Regions from separate parts of the Homo sapiens genome. Here region 2 is linked to region 1. The links are chromatin contacts, found by Hi-C or POLR2A ChIA-PET in ENCODE. All regions are on one chromosome and are shown on one strand. The core of a region is the stretch at or near the end of the contact, and the rest is flanking DNA. Distances in the headings are between cores, read along the strand shown. Region 1 overlaps LOC105374958 (a long non-coding RNA gene). Region 2 has its middle 390 kb from the start of LNC-LBCS.

What was found. Hi-C counts contacts between places; a loop is a spot of excess contacts on that map. ChIA-PET counts read pairs that join two places held with the same protein, here RNA polymerase II (POLR2A).
Region 2: a loop to region 1 is called in a map of aorta, with 2.2 times the contacts of the local background. The contact joins two enhancer-like sites. A Hi-C loop is called at or near these places in 1 of 168 maps with a recorded cell type or tissue (aorta). POLR2A ChIA-PET finds 5 or more read pairs at or near these places in 1 of 52 experiments (HCT116).

Annotation. Positions count from the first base shown.
Region 1 is chr6:19,033,177-19,039,472 of GRCh38, forward strand. All of the region lies in intron 3 of LOC105374958 (a long non-coding RNA gene), which reads left to right. Among named protein-coding and RNA genes, the nearest start is that of TRQ-CTG1-1, 200 kb to the left of the region's middle. Within about 2 kb of position 2,540, at least 2 of the 41 ENCODE cell types and tissues checked have a DNase peak (open chromatin) inside an H3K27ac peak, as active enhancers do.
Region 2 is chr6:19,414,836-19,421,131 of GRCh38, forward strand. No RefSeq gene overlaps it. Among named protein-coding and RNA genes, the nearest start is that of LNC-LBCS, 390 kb to the right of the region's middle. Within about 2 kb of position 3,021, at least 5 of the 41 ENCODE cell types and tissues checked have a DNase peak (open chromatin) inside an H3K27ac peak, as active enhancers do.

The sequences.
Region 1 (6,296 bases), core at 1,290-3,789:
CAGCAGACACCAGTATCTATTTTTATGTACACTGTCAAACTTCAGGGGACACAAATAAATTCCTCCTAAATGTCAAGTGCTCCCAAGGCCTCCCTCATCAAACTCTGATGTACTGACTAAACCTAAAACTGTCTGCGAGTTGAAAGTATCCAATTGGAGAGGACAATATGGTGTCTCTTCTTTTGCAGACATCCACAATCTCTACAAAGGTCTCTTTCAGAGCTCCCCTTACTTGGTTAGGTGGGGAGAGCCCTCTTTCCTTTTCTTCATGTGCATTTCCCCCTAGTAACAGCTCTTGTCCCTAGGCAGATAATTCTTTCCAACTTACGTCTCTTTTCAGGAACTCCTGTCCATTGCTTACATTGGATAGATAGAAAAGGTAAGTGGGAGAAGTAAGTTCCAGTTGGATCACCCCTTAGTAAACACTTGAAGGATTGCTGGCTGCTCTTTAGAACACAGAAGCACTTATTGACAGTGGTGGTCCTCAATGTGTTTAATGGCGAGTGTGTTTAATGGCTCCTATGGCAGGTCATTAGATGGATTCAGACCATAATGTTGAAACAGTATTCTGTAAAGGCCTTGATGATCTAGAATTTAATCTTTTAGTTTCTGAGCCATTAGGAAATCAAGGGGTTCCAGGTAAGAGGCTAAGGCAGTAGAATGGTGGGGCTCAGGGAAGTGGCTACTTATCAGTTCTCTAGAAGTATTTCTATGTTTTAGCAACCAAGTACCTGAGAGCCCTGCCTATTTCCTATTCTCCTCAGGATTATTTGCAAGCCCTTCTCATTAAGAAACAGGGGCAAAGCACAACGTGTACTTGAAAAGAATTGAAGCTTGAGCTAAAATCTCCAGATAATAAAAAAAGTGTTACTCCACATTTTGTTGGAGTCAATGTCCAAGAAATGTTTGATAAACTTAACTGAGTTAAGGTCAGAGCCTTGGGGAGAGGAACTGCTGAAGGAGCAGTAGGCGTAAAAGGAGAAGGAAATCAGGAGAATGTGATGAACAGAAAACAAGAGTTGTATGAAAAGTAGACCATTTGCAGCATGGAAGACAAAGACACTGAAGGTGAAGGAAACATCCTTATTTTTATTGATGGCCTTCATAAGAAAATTCTTAGAATGGTGGTGAAGCTGAAAGTGAGAAAAGAGAGATAAGAGAGTAGACGAGGTGAGATGAAGAAATAAAAGTGACAGATGCAGGCAATTCAAGTGTGGAGTTATAAGGATGGGAAGAAGTTGGATGGTAGTGAGAAGGGCATATGGAACAAGAAAGCTTGCTCGGAAGTGTTTTGTTTTTGTTTTTCAAACATTTAAGTATGTTTGAAGGCAGAAGAGTAGGAGTTGGTTGGGAATAAATGGCTGTGACTGTGAAGAAAATATAAAGCATAGTCCCTTTGCATCTGGAAGGCCTGAGCTCACAAAGATAGGATTGGCTTTGGGAAAGAGGAATTTCACTTCCCCTCCAAGACTGGATGGCAACTTCTGAGTATTTACCAGGGTGTGAAAAAAGAGTGAGTGTGGGAAAAACTAGTAGCTTGAGCCAGTAAACCCCTATCTTCTGAGTCAAGAGGCAAGAAGATTATTGAGAGTGGCAGAGAGAAAGGAGAGGTCTAGAATATTTTGCAAAGGAGAATTTGCAGAACTGAATTACCAGGCATCAGGGTGGGTTCCAGCTGGAGTCAACACTCCAGCTGTCTGGTGAACAGATCCCCATGCTGTGAGGCTCAGGAAAATAAGCAGAGAGAGAGACAGTGGATTTGCTTTTGGGAAAGGAACTGATATAGCTTAGTGGTTAGGCACAGTTAGGGTGAGGAGAGGACAATAGCACAAAGCTGAGTGGCTATGAGTCCAGGCTGAGGAGAGAATCCAGAGAATGAACAGGATGAAGCCGGGGGTTCTGAATAAAATGGCAGACTCCATTTATATAGGAAGCAGATTGTCTAACCATCAAATGGGAGGAGGGGTTGAAATGTTGTTTATTCTTTGGAAAGAGGACTGGGCTCCATGGATGTTGAGGTCCTGGAAGGCCTTGCTGAATTGTGACTGGTGTGGGAAGTTAGGAAGAACTAAAACTTTTCATTAGCTTGGCTTTTGATCTGAAATAAGTTTTGAAAGAGCTATATGCTGGAGAAATAAAGAGGAGTGGCCCTGGAGTCAGACAATAGTGGAGCCACACGGACATATGCAAATATGTGTGTGTTCCCTTGCTTTTGAAAGCAAACATTTTGTTTTCAGCAAACAGCTTGCATCTTGTGCTTCCTTAATAAAAAAAAAAAAAGTGGGGGAGAAAAGTACATACACAAAACAGCCTGTCACTGCTGGCTTCACAGAGGAGGAAGACAGGCCCTTGAGTGTTTTCCAGTAAGCAGCTCCCTAAGCTGGTTCTCACACGAGAAAGAAACTCAGAGTAACAAAAGGTGCCCGTGAAAGGTTCTTTTAGACTAAAATTTGGTGGAGATTAAAAGAGGGCAAAAGTTCAAATGAGAGGGAGCCACTGCCAAGTAGGCAGAAATCTTAGCCAAGGGGAAGGAAAAGGAGCCACTGGTTTAGAATGCAAGTAACCATGGCGAGCCAACAGCTCAATGCTAGAATCTGGTTAAGAAGTAATATCACACAGAGCTGTGATTGTTTATTCAAAGCAGGCCATGAGAGAACAGTTGTCTCCAATGGGTACTTGCACAGCTTGGATTCAAAATTATAAGTACATTTTTAAAAGCGTCCAGCGCTTCTCCCTGACCCATTTGGTATTAAGCAAAAAAGAAAAGAAAGCACAAAGTTTATTCTCAGTGTCTCTTGTGGGTTTAAGACGGCTTTACATATGGAAAAGCATTTTGGTGTCAGCTGTTGAACTGGTTTCTTGCTATTCTGCTTTCAGTTGCCATTGGAAACTTTGGCTGGCTGTGTGGTAACATCACCCATTTCCCAAGGTTCAGAAACCAATGCCCCTCTAAAGGGAAGCAGAGCATTTCTTTCTTTTCACGTACATGTTGTGCTTTGCCCCTGTTTCTTAGTGAGAAGGGCTTGGAAACAGCTAACGGACTGTGGGAATAAAGATGAAGTATTGAAATGCTTCATCTTGATGAAGCTAAGCATGAAGATAAGCATGATACAATGTAACAAGAGGTTCTGCAGTAGCCAGAAACACAGCTTCACATAAATGCCAAGTCTTCCAACGTAGATTTTCCATTTGCTGTTGTCATCACTATATAGATTGTAGACAGAGGCTGTTATCCTTTCTGTGTAAATGAAATAGTATTACTAGAGAAAGGGCTTTTGGAAGGGAGAGTGGGCTTCTGTTGGTTTTTGAGTCCCTGAAATTTATGCAAAAGCTCCTATATCACTTTGCATGTGCATTTTTTTTTCTGGGGCAATATGTCCATAACTTTCCTCAGATTATTAGAGTGGTCCATTACCCAAAACACATTAAGAACCAAGGAACTGAAGTATCACCAAGTGAGGCACATTGGCTACACTCTCACATATGGAAAGAATGTAACCTAATGGTTTCAATTATGACAATGCAGTAATATGGACAGTGTACTGGGAAAACTTTCTCCCTAGTTAATGGATACAACATGGTCAACGGGAGGAAATTTCCAGGAGAAGATTGACTCTCTGCTGGTTGGCAGCTGGGGGAAGCGGTGTTCAGCTTTAAAAAAGAATGTGTCATGTTGGTGTTCTCTTTTTATATCTTGAGCTATCGAGGAGTTGGAGAGATACAAAGAGAATCTGCTTTGTCAGGAAAGGAAGAGGTGTGCTTCAGAGCTCAACCTGATGATTTCACAGACCAATTTAGAGCAAAAGGGAAGGGCAGCCTCATCACATGGTCTAGTTCAAGGAGGTAGTCTAGCATAGTGTTCTGGCACTTAAAATATATCATCTGGAATCAGACTGCATGGGTTTGAAACCAGGTCCGTTAAGCAGTAGATAGGAAAGTCAGGTGTTAGTTACGTATCATCCCTTTGCCCAAGTTTCCTTATTCTTAAAGTGGAATTACAATAGTACAACCAGTACTTACTGTTTTCATCTGCTTTGGGCCACCATAACAAAATACTAGACTGTGTGGCTTAAACAACAGAAATGTATTTTTTCAAAATTCTGGAGGCTGGGAAGTCCAAGATCAAGGTTCTGGCTAATCTGGCTTTAGGTGAGGGCTCTTTTCTTGTCTTACAGATGGCCACCTTCTCACTGTGTCCTTATATGTCCTTTCTTCAGAGCATGAGGTGCAGAAAGAGAAAACTCTCCAGTGTCTCTTCCTTATAAGGAAATTAGTCGTGTCTGATCAGGACCCCACACTTAGGACTTTATTTAACATTAGTTACTTCCTTACACGCCCCATCTCCAAATACATCCACACTGTGGGATAGGGGACCTACCTATCAATTCAGGGCACAAATATTTCATCTTTAACACTTGTTATTCACAGATTTCATATTTGCAGATTTGTCTGCTCACTACAATTTATTTATAACTCCAAAATCAATACTTGCGGCACTTTCATGGTTATTTGAAGACATGCACAGAGCTGTGAAAAATTTTATTCACCTGATATACATGCTCCCAGCTGAGGTCAAACAAGGCGATGCTCTGCTTTCTGGTTTCAGCTCACATGCTGTAAACACGTGTCCTTTCCACAGTCTAGGTGACGCAACATTTTCACATTTTTGTGCATTTCTGTTGGTGATTTCACCTTCTAAAATGGCCCTAAGTGTAGTGCCAAAGTGCTGTCTGTCTAGTGTTTCTGTGTGCAAGAAGGCTGTGGTGTGTTTTATGGAGAAAATACATGTGTTAGATAAGTTTTATTCAGGCAGGAGTTATAGTGCTGTTGGCCATGAGTTTAATGTAAATAAAACAACATTATATGTTACATGAGGTGTCTTTAAACACAAGCACACATAAAACAGGGTTGTATAGATGTTCAGTTGATGAAAATGCTGTCACCAGGGGCTCAAAGGAACCTGACCATTTATTTTTTCTAGGAGCAGCAGTCCAATTCATTGTTTGTACAGAACATAAGTACTGTGAATAATGAGAATTGATTGACTATGACTCATCAAGCTATTATGAAGATTAAATACATTTTTATTCATAAAGTCCTTACAAGACTGCTGTCCTAGTTTAGGCTGCTATAACAAATACCATAGACAGGGTGGCATAAACAACATTTATTTTCCATTTTTGAGGCAGTGAAATCCAAGATCAAGCTACTAGCTTGACATGGTTTGGATCTGTGTCCCCATGCAAATCTCATGTTGAATTGTAATCCCCAGTGTTGGAGGTGGGGCATGGTGGGAGGTGATTGGATCATGGCGGCAGGTGGTTTCTCATGACTGGTTTAGCACCATCCTCCTAGTGCTGTTCTCGTGATAGAGTTCTCACAAGATGTGGTTGTTTAAAACGGTGTAGCATGCCCCTCCTTCTCTCTTGCTCCTGCTCCAGCTGTGTAAGACAGGTCTGCTTCCCCTTTGCCTTCCACCATGATTGGAAAGTTCCTGAGGCCTCCGCAGAAGCTGAAACAACTGTGCTTCCTGTGTAACCTCCAGAACCAGGAGCCAATTAAGCCTCTTTTCTTTATAAATTACCCAGTCTAGATTTCTTTATAGCAGTGTGAGAACAAACTAACACTTGGCTGATTCGTTTCCTTGTGAAGACCTGCTTCCAGGTTTGCAGATGGGTGACTTCTTGCTGTATTCTTACATGGTAGAGAAAGAGAAAGATCCTCTCTCTCATATCTCTTTAAGAGACAGGAATCCCATTCATGAGGGCTCCATCCTCATGACCTAATTACCTCCTGAAGGCCCCACCTCCTAATGTCGTCATATTGGGAATTAGGGCTTCAATACATGAATTTTGGGAAATAAGCATTCAGTCCATAGCAACTGCCTAACTCACAGTAAATGCTCAATATATGCCCTCTATTATTATTTTCTCAGTACTAGAACAGTAAAAGATCCCTCCACAGTTGGAAACAACAACACAAGATATTAAATAACACTCACTGAAAGTGTTATATAGTTAGGCTTTATAGTCAAGCAGAAAAAAAAATATATTTACTGCTATGTATTGTCTACCCTGCCATTTATAGGGTAGGGTAGACAGAAATATCCAAAAGTGCTTAAATTTTAGCAGTGGATTATGGCTTAACTTGTATTAATTAGTTTACTCATTCTTCATTTACATCATCTGTAAAACATTTACTCTGCATATTCATGTTGTGAAATAAATGCTGTGGGCATACTAATATGAATAAATCTTGTATATAACTAACTAAATAAATAAAGATATGGGATAAGC
Region 2 (6,296 bases), core at 1,771-4,270, 380 kb after region 1:
TCTTTTTCAAGCTCACTTGGGTTGTTGGCAGAATTCATTTCTGGCAGTTATAGAACTCAAGGCAACTGCTTTCTTTGAGACAAACAGGGGAATGTCTCTGAGCTCAGGAAAGACATAAGCTTTTCTCTTTGTTTAAAAAAAAAAGAACAGCTGGCCAGCCACGATGGCTCATGCCTGTAATCCCAGCACTTTGGGAGGCCAAGGTGGGCAGATCACGAGGTCAAGAGATCGAGACCATCCTGGCCAGCATGGTGAAACCCCATCGCTACTAAAAATACAAAAATTAGCCAGGCATGTTGGTGGGCACTTGTAGTCCCAGCTACTTGGGAGGCTGAGGCAGGAGAATCACTTGAACCCAGGAGGCGGAGATTGCAGTGAGCTGAGACCACGCCACTGCACTCCAGCCTGGTGACAGAACGAGACTCTGTCTAAAAAGTAAAAATAAATAAATAAATAAATAAAAGGACAGCTTTATTGAAATATAACTTGCTCATTTAAGGTATGAAATTCAATAGTTTTTAGCAGAATTGTGCAACCATCATTGCTTTCTAACTTTAGGATGCTTTTGTCATCCCAGAAAGAAACCCTGTGCCCATTAGAAGTTACTTTTTTTTTTTTTTGAGATGGTGTCTCGCTCTGTCACCCAGTCTGGAGTGCAGTGGCATGGTCCCGACTCACTGTAACCTCTGCCTCCTGCATTCAAGTGATTCTCCAGCCTCAGCCTCCCGAGTACCTGAGACTACAGGCACACACCACTGTGTCCAGCTAGCTAATTTTTGTATTTTTAGTAGAGACCAGGTTTCACCATACTGGCCAGGCTGGTCTTGATATCCTGACCTCAGGTGATCTGCCTGTTTCGGCCTCCCAAAGTGCTGGGATTACAGACATAAGCCACCGCACTTGGCCAAGCAGTTACTTTCAATTCCACCACTGCCCCTAGCCCTAGGCAACCAGTAATCGTTTTTATCTCTATAAATTTTTTCCTGTTTAGTTATATTAGTGGAATCATTCACATTCACAAAAGACTTAGTGACTGATTCATAATCATGAGTCACTAAGTCTTTTGTGACTTAGCAAATGTTTTCAAGATATAATGTTGTATCATGTATTTGTACTTTATACTCTTTTATAGCTGAGTAATATTTTTATGGATATACCACATTTTATTTATCTATCAATGTTGATAGACATTTAGATTATTTTTATTTGGGGATTATTGTGAATAATGCTACTATAAACATTCATGCAGAAGTTTTTGTGTGCACATATGCTTGTATTTCACTTGGTTTTATACCTAGAAGTGAAATTGCTAGATTATATGATAACTCTATGTTGAACAATTTGAGGGACTGCTAAACTACTTTCCAAAGCAGCCACACGATTTTCCATTCTCACCAGCAATGTATGAAGATTTCTATTACTCCTCAACCTTTTCAACACTTGTTATTATCTGTTTTTTTTTATTACTACAACCATCCTATTGGGTGTGTAGTATCTCATTGTGGTTTTGATGTGCATGTCCCTAATGACTAATGATTTGAAGGTATCTTTTTATGTGCTTATTAGCCACTTGTATACCTTCTTTGGGAAAATATCTATTCAAATCCTTTATTCATTTTTAAAATTGAGTTATTGTTATTTCAATTCCTGAGTTTCCACAGGTTTTTTAAAAATATATTATGAATACATTTCTTGCTAGATATATGATTTGCAAATATTTTCCCAATTTAATTGGTTGACTTTTCACTTTCTAGATTATATCCTTAGAATCATTACAATTTTAATTTTGGTGAAGTACAATTTATCTTTTTTGGTCTTTTGCTACTTTGCTTTTGATGTTGTATCTAAGAAATTATTGCCTGCCCCAAGTTCATGATGTTTACTGTATGTTTCCTAAGCGTTTTATAGTTTTAGCCATTGCATTTAGGTCTAAAATCCACTTTGTGTTTATCTCTGTGTATGGTGTGAGGAAGGGGTCCAACTTCATTCTTTGGATATCCAGTTGTTCCAGCACTATTTGTTGCAAAGACCTAGCCCTCTTTAAAAGGACCACCTGACTAGTTCTAACCTAATCAAGATAAAGTCCCTTTCATTAATTCAAAGCCAACTTACTAGAGATCTTAATTACATCCAGAAATGCCTTGGCCATTGCCATATAAGGTAGCATAATTCCTGAAGTGACATATGTCATAGTCATAGGTCTCATCCCAAATCAAGAGAAGTCTACAGAATGAGGCATGCACTCTATGAGGTAAAATTTTGGAGGACAACTTAGAATTCCCACTACCATGGATAACTACCAGTGTCTTCAGGCCTGGACTTGAAAACTGACAGAACATCATTGCCATCATATTCTATCCACTAAGCAGTTATAGGGCCTACCAAAATGCAAAGGAGGAGTAATAGGGTTCACCTTTTCATGAAAGGAGTTCCTAAGAACACCTGCCTGTCTTTAATCTGCCACAACCTGTTATCATAAAAAGAAGTTTTAGAGATGGTTGTTTGTTTGTTTATTTGTTTATTTATTTATTGGATACAGAGTCTCACTCTGTCACCCAGGCTGGAGTGCAGTGGCACGATCTCAGCTCACTGCAATCTCCACCTCCTGGGTTCAAGTGATTTTCCTGCCCCAGCCTCCTGAGTAGCTGGGACTACATGTGTGCATCACCACGCCTGGCTAATTTTTTTGTATTTTAGTAAAGATGGGGTTTTGCTCTGTTGGCCAGGCTGGTTTCAAACTCCTGACCTCAAGTGATCTGCCCATCTTGGCCTCTCAAAGTGCTAGGATTACAGGAATGAGCCACTGTGCCCTACCTAGACATGGTTGTTTATTAAAATATTTAAATTCTAGTTTTCTTTCTTCTATTTTAAGATTCTTAAATACTCTGAAAATCAAGAAGACAATTTGTTGTAAAGAAAAGTCTGAAACAATATAATAACTACCTATGTTTATATACTGAAAAGAAATTAGAAACCCAATTCTTACAGGAATCTGGCCTCTTCCTCTGTTGATTTGTGCTTAGCATATGCCCAGGTGAATCACCTTAGCTGTTTCATACAGTGCATTTCTTCTTTGTGAGCAACAGGTGACCTATGAATGACCTTAGAAAGATGATTCAACTCATATACAGAAGCAGTTTTCTCAGAAGTAAGAGGTCCAAAATGACTTGATTAGAACTGAAAGAGAAGGCCTCATATTAATGTTAGTGCTACCAACAACTCTACCCCAACAAATTACTGTTTACTCCCCCCTCCAGCTTAATTCTAACAAGGTAGAATAAAGACACCAAATGGCACTGACTAATCTATGCCAATTTTTGTTAAAGTGTACAGGAAATGAAGACCTATACCAATATGCAAATTTCACAGGTATAAGCAACCTATAGTGGTTAAGACATTACACAAAGCTTGTCCTCATGCAAGAGGATGGGCAAAGTTTTTTTTTATTTTATTTTAAATAAAGTACTTCATCCCTGCACAAGTGAATAGGCCTATCTTACATACATAAGAAACATACTCCAGAAATATATGAAAACCAACTGTCTCTCTGTCTCTGTCTCTCTCTGTCTCCCTCCCCCTCTCTCTCACCAGCCTCTCTATCTCTCTGTCTCTTTTTCTGTCTTTCTCCCAGAAGATAACTGAAATGGAAATCTGAGGGAGGTTGATAGAATACTATATGAAGGAACAATCAGGATATTAAAATAGGTGTAGACTTTCTTGGAAAAAAATGTACAATTACTGTATTAGCCTAAGCTGAAATAATTATGTGTCTTTTTTTCATGATCACAAGGCAGAAAAAAAAAACACAAAACAAAACAAAAAATTAGAACTCAAAATAAAATATCTAGCTTGGTACCAGAGCAGTTTCTAAAACTTATCCTGATTAGTAGGCTAAACAAAAAATCCTCATGTCTGAGCTTGTATCTTCATTTTCTAAATGGTGATAATTGTATCTAACCTACCTATCTCAAAGAGGTATATTATAAGAATCCAGTAAAATATGTTCATATGTCTTTTTTCATAATTTTATTTTAAATTTAGGGGTACTTGTGCAGGTTTGTTATATAGGGAAAATTGTGTCATGGGGGTTCCTTGCACAGGTTATTTTGTCACCAAGGTATTAAGCCTAGTACCCATCAGTTATTTTTCCTCTCTCTCCTCCCACCCTTCATCCTCTGATCAGCCCCAGTGTGTGTTGTTCCCCTCTATGTGTCCATGTGTTCTCATTTAGCTCCCACTTATGAGTGAGAACATGTGTTATTTGGTTTTCTGTTCCTGTGTTAGTTTGCTAAGAATAATGGTCTCTAGCTCCATTCATGTTTCTGCCAAGGACATGATCTTGTACTTTTTATGGCTGCATAGTATTTCATGGTGTATATGTACCACATTTTCTTTATCCAGTCTATCATTGATGGGCATTTATGTTGATTCCATGTCTTTGCTATTGTAAATAGCACTGCAATGAACATATGCTGGCATGTATCTTTATAACAGAAGGATTCATATTCATTTGGGTATATACCAGTAATGGGATTGCTAAGTTGAGTGATATTTCTGTTTTTAGGTTTTTGAGGAATTGCCACACTGTCTTCCACAATGATTGAACTAATTTACGCTCCCACCTACAGTGTATAAGCATTCCTTTTTCTCCACAATGTTGCTAGCATCTGCTATTTTTTGACTTTTTAATAATAGCCATTCTGACTGGTGTGAGATGGTATCTGATTGCGGTTTTGATTTGCATCTCTCTAATGATCAGTGATATAGAAGCTGTTTTTCATATGCATGTTGGCCACATGTATGTCTTCTTTTAAGAAGTGTCTGTTCATTTCCTTTGCTCACTTTTCATTGGGGTTCTTTTCTTCTTGCACATTTGTTTAAGTTCCTTATAGATGCTGGATATTAGAAACTGCAAAAATTTTCTCCCATTATATATGTTGTCTGTTCATCCTGTTGATAGTTTCCCTTGCTGTGCAGAAGCTTTTTAGTTTAATTAGATCCCATTTATCAATTTTTGCTTTTGTTACAATTGCTTTTGGTACCTTCATCATGAAATCTTTGCCTGTTACTGTGTCCAGAATGGTATTGCCTAGGCTATCTTCCAGGGTTTTTATAGTTTTAGGTTCTACATTTAAGTCTTTAATCCATCTTGAGTTAATTTTTTTTATATGGGGAAGGGAAGGGGTTAAGTTTCAATCTTTTGCATATGGCTAATCAGTTATCCTAACACCATTTACTGATTAGGGAATCCTTTCCCCATTGCTTGTTTTTGTCAGGTTTGTTGAAGATTAAACAGTTGCAGGTGTGCAGCCTTATTTCTGGTTCTCTATTCTGTTTCATTGGTCTATGTGTCTGCTTTTATACCAGCATCATGCTGCTTTGGTTACTGTAGCCCTGTGGTATTGTTTGAATTTGGGTAGCATGATGCTTCCAGCTTTGTTCTTTTTGTTTAAGATTACCTTGGCTATTTAGGCTCTTTTTTGACTCCATATGAATTTTAAAATAGTTTTTTTCTTAGTTCTGTAAAGAATGTCAGCGGTAGTTTAATAGAAATGGCATTGGTCTATACATTGCTTTGGTCAGTATAGCCATTTTAATGATATTGATTCTTCCTATCCATGAACATGGAATCTTTTTCCATTTGTGTCATCTCTGATTTCTCTGAACAATGTTTTTTAATTATCTTTGTATAGATCTTTCACCTCTCTGGTTAGCTATATTCCTAGGGTTTTTTTTTTTTGGTTGTTGTTGTTGTTGGGTTTGTTTTTTGTTTTGTTTTTGTTTTTGTTTTTTTGTGGCAGTTGGGCCTGGGATTGTGTTCCTGAGTTCACTCTGAGCTTGACTGTTGTTGGTGTACAGGAATGCAAGTGAGTTTTACATAATGATTTTGTATCCTGAGACTTTGCTGAAGTTGTTTATCAGGTTAAGGAGCTTTTGGGCTGAGACTACTGGGTTTTCTAGTTACAGGATCATGTCATCTGCAAACAGGGATAGTTTGACTTCCTCTCTTTGTATTTAGATGCCCTTTATTATTTTCTTTTATGATTTCCCTGGCCAAGATTTCCAATACTATGTTGGATAGAAGTGGTGAGAGAGGCCATCTTTGTCTTTGGCTGGTTTTCAAGGCGAATGCTTCCAGATTTTGCCCACTCAGTATGATGTTGGCTGTAGCTTTGTCATAGAAGGCTCTTATTATTTTGCTGCATATTCCTTCAATACCTAGGATTTTTGAGAGTTTTTAACATGAAGGGGTGTCGAATTTTATTGAAAGCCTTTTCTATGTCTATTCAGATAAT